Linked DNA regions of Homo sapiens: region 2 is linked to region 1. The links are chromatin loops, found by intact Hi-C in ENCODE. Cell type or tissue: ovary. All regions are shown on one strand. Each heading gives the region's core, and the rest is flanking DNA. Links, peaks and the distances in the headings are about the cores only.

Region 1 (2,921 bases), core at 286-2,785:
AAAACCTTGATGAATATTAAACAATCAACTTCAGCTTTTCTCCATACTTTACAACACTTTGTTGGTTCAATTATCCAACAAGTCATTGTAACATTCTTTTAATATCTTTTTAACAACTCATTTTTATTTACAGGGTCTTTTTAAATGTTCTCTAAGTTATCTTCTACCAAAAGGGATCTGATTAAAGATATTCACTGTTTCTTCACAAATCAATTGTTTGAATACTGTGATCTTAGCCCATGTCTCTCTACCATTCTGTTGTACATGTTATTCTCTCTAAAATCTGAAATGATTTTGTTTTTAACTTGGTCATGTAAAACATGAATTTCCATTTAAGATTCAGAATAAGTATCATTGCTTTGATCCTTTTCTGATACTCCAAAGAAGGAAATTTTTCATGTCTGGTTTTATATTTATTCATCATACTGGTGAATTTTCAATTATGGCACATTATTTTGATCAAGGATACGTGATTGATGATTGATTAGTGATTGGTAACTTGCTTGCTCTCCAACTCAATTGAGTGTGATATGGTTTGGCTGTGTCCCCACCCAAATCTCATCTTGAATTCCCACATGTTATGGGAGTGACCCGGTGGAAGGTAATTGAATCATGTTGGCACAAGTTTCCTGTGCTGTTCTCATGATAGCAAATAAGTCTCATGAGATCTAATGGTTTTAAAATGGGAGTTTCTCTGCACAAGCTCTCTTCTCTTGTCTGCTGCCATGTGAGATATGCCTTTCACCTTCTGCCATGATTGTAAAGCCTCCCCAGCCACGTGAAACTGTAAGTCAATTAAACCTCTTTCTTTTGTAAATTGCTCAGTTTCGTATATGTCTTTATCAGCAGCATGAAAATGGACTAATTGGTACCAGGAGAGTGGGGTACTGCTGAAAAGATACCCAAAAATGTGGAAGCAACTTTGGAACTGGGTAACAGGCAGCGGTTAGAACAGTTTGGAGGGCTCTGAAGACAGCAGGAAAAAGCAAGAAAGTTTGGAACTCCTAAGAGACTTGTTGAATGGCTTTGACCAAAATGCTGATAGTGATATGGAAAATGAAATTTAGGCTGAGGTGGTGTCAGATGGAGATGAGGGACTTTTTGGCGACTAGCGCAAATGTGACTCTTGTTATGTTTTAGCAAAGAGGCTGGCAGCCTATTGCCCATGCCCTAGAGATTTGTGGAACTTTGAACTTGAGAGATGATTTAGGGCATCTGGTGGAAGAAATTTCTAAGCAGCAAAGAATTCAAGAGGTGACTTGGGTGCTGTTAAAGGCATTTAGCTTTTTTTTTTTTTTTTTTTAGAGACAGAGTCTCGCTCTGTCACCCAGGCTGGAGTGCAGTGGCGCAATCTCGGCTCACTGCAAGCTCAGCCTCCCATGTTCACACCATTCTCCTGCCTCAGCCTCCTGAGCAGCTGGGACTACAGGTGCCTACCACCACGCCTGGGCACGGTGGCTCACGCCTGTAATCCCAGTACTTTGGGAGACCAAGACAGGCGGATCACAAGGTCAGGAGATCGAGACCATCCTGGCTAACACAGTGAAACCCCGTCTTTACCAAAAATTCAAAAAGGCATTTAGTTTTATAAGTGAAGCAGAGCATAAAAGTTTGGAAAATTTATGGCCTAACACTGCAATAAAAAAGAAAATCCCATTTTCTGAGAAGAAATTCAAGCTGGCTGCAGAAATTTGCATAAGTAATGAGAAGCCTAATGTTAATCACCAAGACAATGGGGAAAATGTCTCAAGGGCATGTCAGAGACCTTGGAGGCAGCCCCTCCCATCACAATTCCAGGGATCTAGGAGAAAAAAGTGGTTTCATATGCCAAGACTAGGGTTCCTGTTCTGTGTGCAGCCTAGCGACTTCGTGTCTTGTGTCCCAGGCACTCCAGCCATGGCTGAAAGGGGCCAAAGTCGTGCCGGGGCCGTAGCTTCAGAGGGTGCAAGCCTCAAGCCTTGGCAGCTTCCACATGATGTTGAGCCTGTAAGTGCACAGAAGTCAAGAATTGGGGTTTGGGTACCTCCACCTGGATTTCAGGAGATGTATGGAAATGTCTGGATGCCCAAGCAGAAATTTGCTGTAGGGCTGGGGTCCTCAAGGAGAACCTCTGCTAGGGCATACAGAAGGGAAATGTGGGATGGGAGCCCCCACACAGAGTCTCTACTGGGGCACTGCCTAGTGGAGCTGTGAGAAGAGGGCCACTGTCCTCCATACCCCAGAATGAGAGACCCACTGACAGCTTGCACCGTGCATCTAAGAAAAGCCACAGACACTCAACATTAGCCCATGAAAGCAGCCAGGAGGGAGGCTGTACCCACAAAGCCACAGGGGCAGAGCTGCCCAAGACCAAAGGAATCCACCTCTGGCATCAGCATGACCTGGATATGAGGCATGGGGTCAAAGGAGATCATTTTGTTGCTTTAAGATTTGACTGCCCTGCTGGATTTCAGACTTGCATGGGGCCTGCAGCCCCTTTGTTTTGGCCAATTTCTCCCATTTGTAATGGCTGTATTTACCCAATGCCTATACCCCCACTGTATCTAGGAAATAAGTAACTTGCTTTAGATTTTACAGGCCCATAGGCAGAAGGGGCTTGCCTTGTCTTGGATGAGACTTCGGGTTGTGGACTTTTGAGTTAATACTGAAATGAGTTAAGACTTTGGGGGACTGTTGGGAAGGTATGATTGGTTTTGAAATGTGAAGACATGAGATTTCAGAGGGGCCAGCAGTGGAATAATATGGTTTTGTTGTGTCTCCACCCAAATCTCATCTTGAATTCTCATGTGTTGTGGGAGGGACCTGGTGGGAGGTAACTGAATCATGGGAGCAGGTCTCTCCCATTCTGTTCTCATGATAGCAGATACGTCTCACTAGATCTGATGGTTTAAAAAAGGGGGTTTCTCTGCACAAGTTTTCTT
Region 2 (2,921 bases), core at 155-2,654, 52 kb after region 1:
TATTTAAATATTTAATGTCTTTATGTATTTGTTTAATAAGCTGATGTTCTTTAATGTACACACAAAAGGTAAAGTCATAAGTGTTTTAGAAGATAACTCAGAAGACTAACATGGAAAAGACTGATGTAGGAAATATTCCATAAAGAGGTCACAAATGCTTGAAAAGTAAAAATGAACAACATTAAATGTAAGAAATCTTTGAAAGATATTATTAAGAAAGTGAAAAAATCTTAGACAAGCCGCAGCATGGAAGATGCTCACAAAACAATCTCTGATAGCTTTGTATTTGGCATACATGGAGAACTTCATTACATCAATAACAACAAATGTAAGGGGAAAATCCATGAATGTGGAGAAGTTCTGTTTAAAGAAAAATAATTAATGACTTGAGATTACATGAATGTACGTAGGAGTATCAGTAACTTAGGGTGTTATCAATGAAATAATTTTAAAACCTGTGAAGTACTGAAAGAGTGAACATCAGCTGTACTAATGAAAAAAAAGGAGCCCTGCCTTTAATTAGCCTGAGAGAACAGACACAGATAAAACACAATTAATAAAGAAAAAAATTTCTCCCAATATGGTGCATTAGTTGTAAAATACCATGGGAATTCCTTCTTTGAGTGATAACTTCTTTCATACCAATGATGTCCCAGAGCCACTTTGCTATTTTTGTACATTGCTAGAAAAACCCAGCAGGTAAATTGTCTACACCTCATAACATCACCCAATTTTTAATAATTACCCTCTTCTAATTCTGCCTTGGAAAGAGAATTCAGTCTAGTCTGTTTCTCTTAGACTCTGTTTGGACTTTATCAGCACAAGCCCATATACCTTATGAAAGACACTTCTCTCCCACTCTTGTGAGGCAGCAATCTATAGTTCCACAAAGTACCTACCTTAGTTACATCAAATAAATAAATCTGACCCTGTCAAAGTAAGTCTTATGTCTAGTGTTCTTTGGCTGATTAGGCTTTAGAAATATGGTAGAATACAAACATGATGCCTCTTAAAGAGGTAAGAAAAAAATTTGCTTTAATACTGAGGAAAAGTGAAAATCACCTGGTGACCATTGAACGAACTCCGGACACAAAAACCCCTTATCTGAGAAATTTAGAAGGGAGCAAAGAACACCAGCAAACAGGCCATCCAAATGCTAAACTCCTCATCTGGAAATTTTAGAAGTAATTAAACTTCCCCAGTATCTCAAGTGGGCATCTGATTCCAGGCCTTTTTTTTTTTTTTTTTTTTTTTTTTAAGACTGAGTTTCACTCTTGCTGTCCAGGCTGGAGTACAATGGCATGATCTTGGCTCACAGCAACTTCTGCCTCCTGGGTTTAAGTGATTCCCCTGCCTCAGCCTCCTGAGTAGCTGGGATTACAGGCATGCACCACCACACCCAGCTAATTTTGTATTTTTAATAGTGACGGTGTTTCTCCATGTTGGTCAGGCTGGTCTCGAACTCCCAACTTCAGGTGATCTGCCTGCCTTGGCCTCACAAAATGCTGGGATTACAGGCGTGAGCAACGGCGCCCGGCTCCAGGCCTCTTTCAACTTTTATAAGTAGCTAAAATTTATATACATCTCTGGAATGCCATGCCAAAACTCATTTTACAACCCTAACCTCCTGCCTGAAAATTCATAAATGTTCGTAAGGAAAATCCACCACCATACCTTAATCCTCCGGCTGAGGTTCCCCGAACCCTCGTGCAGTGTTCTTCCTTTCTAAAAAACTTTCCTTTTTTCAAGCCTATAATGTTGTCAGTAAACTCTTTTTACCAATCCGCGTATGGATCACTTACTAGTTAGACATTATAGATAAAGTTTGAAATAAAAATAGTAATGATGCTGGAAAGGGGTCCCGATCCAGACCCCAAGAACGGGTTCTTGAATCTCACACAAGAAAGAATTCAGGGCAGGTCCGTAAAGTGAAAACAAGTTTATTTAAAAAGTAAGGGAATAAAGAATGACTACTCCATAGGGCTGCTGCTTGCCCATTTCTATGGTTATTTCTTGATGATATGCTAAACATGGGGTGGATTCTTCATACCTCACCTTTTAGACCATACAGGGTAACTTTCTGACGTTGCCATGCCATTTGTAAACTGTCATGGCTCTGGCAGGAGTGTAGTGGTGAGGATGACCAGAGGTCACTCTTGTTGCCACCCTTTTGGTGGATTTTAGCCGGCTTCTTTATTGCAGCCTGTTTTGTCAGCAAGGTCTTTATGATCTGTGTCTTATACTAACCTCGTGTCTCATCCTGTGACTTAGAATGCCGAGCTGTCTAGGAATGCAGCCCAGCAGATCTAGCCTTGTTTTCCCAGTCCCTATTCAAGATGATGTTGCTCTGGTTCAACTGCCTCTGACAGCAATGTCTATCTAAAGAATCAGGTGAAATTGAGCACATAATATCGAAATATCAGTTTTAAAATAATAGCAAATACCAAGAATAATAATAGAACACACTAACTAGTAAATTTAAAAATTATTTTGTTTACAGTTAAATGACTACTCAAGTGACCTATGCTTTTTAAATATATATATACATATTTTTATTTTATAAACATCTAAAAACCAGCATATGCATATTATCTCCTTGTCAGACCTCTGAGCCGAAGCTCAGCCATTGTAACCCCTGTGACCTGCATATATACGTCCAGTTGGCCTGCAGGAGCCAAGATGGACTGCAGGAGCCAAGAAGTCTGGAGCCATCGAAAAACCACAAAGAAATGAAACAGCCAGTTCCTGCTTTAACTAATTAACCCACCTTAGGGCATTCTACCATTATGACTTGTTCCTGCCCTGCCCCAACTGATCAATCGACCCTGTGACATTCTTCTCCTGGACAATGACTCCCATCATCGCTCCACCATGCACCTTGTGACCCCCTCCCCTGCTAACAATAGATAACCACCTTTAAC

Evidence for each region. Peaks named below come from ENCODE experiments on the same cell type or tissue, not always from the same donor. Only the 100,000 strongest peaks of a DNase experiment are listed, where the experiment ranks them.
Region 2: a loop joins it to region 1, with 6 times the contacts of the local background. A loop is called at or near these places in 36 of 110 quality-filtered maps.

What each region holds. Positions count from the first base shown.
Region 1 is chr4:34,825,843-34,828,763 of GRCh38, reverse strand. No RefSeq gene overlaps it. Among named protein-coding and RNA genes, the nearest start is that of LINC02484, 560 kb to the right of the region's middle. In ovary, for the core only: no CTCF peak of the experiment used is centred there; no DNase peak of the experiment used is centred there.
Region 2 is chr4:34,773,522-34,776,442 of GRCh38, reverse strand. No RefSeq gene overlaps it. Among named protein-coding and RNA genes, the nearest start is that of LINC02484, 510 kb to the right of the region's middle. In ovary, for the core only: no CTCF peak of the experiment used is centred there; a DNase peak (open chromatin) is centred at 1,519.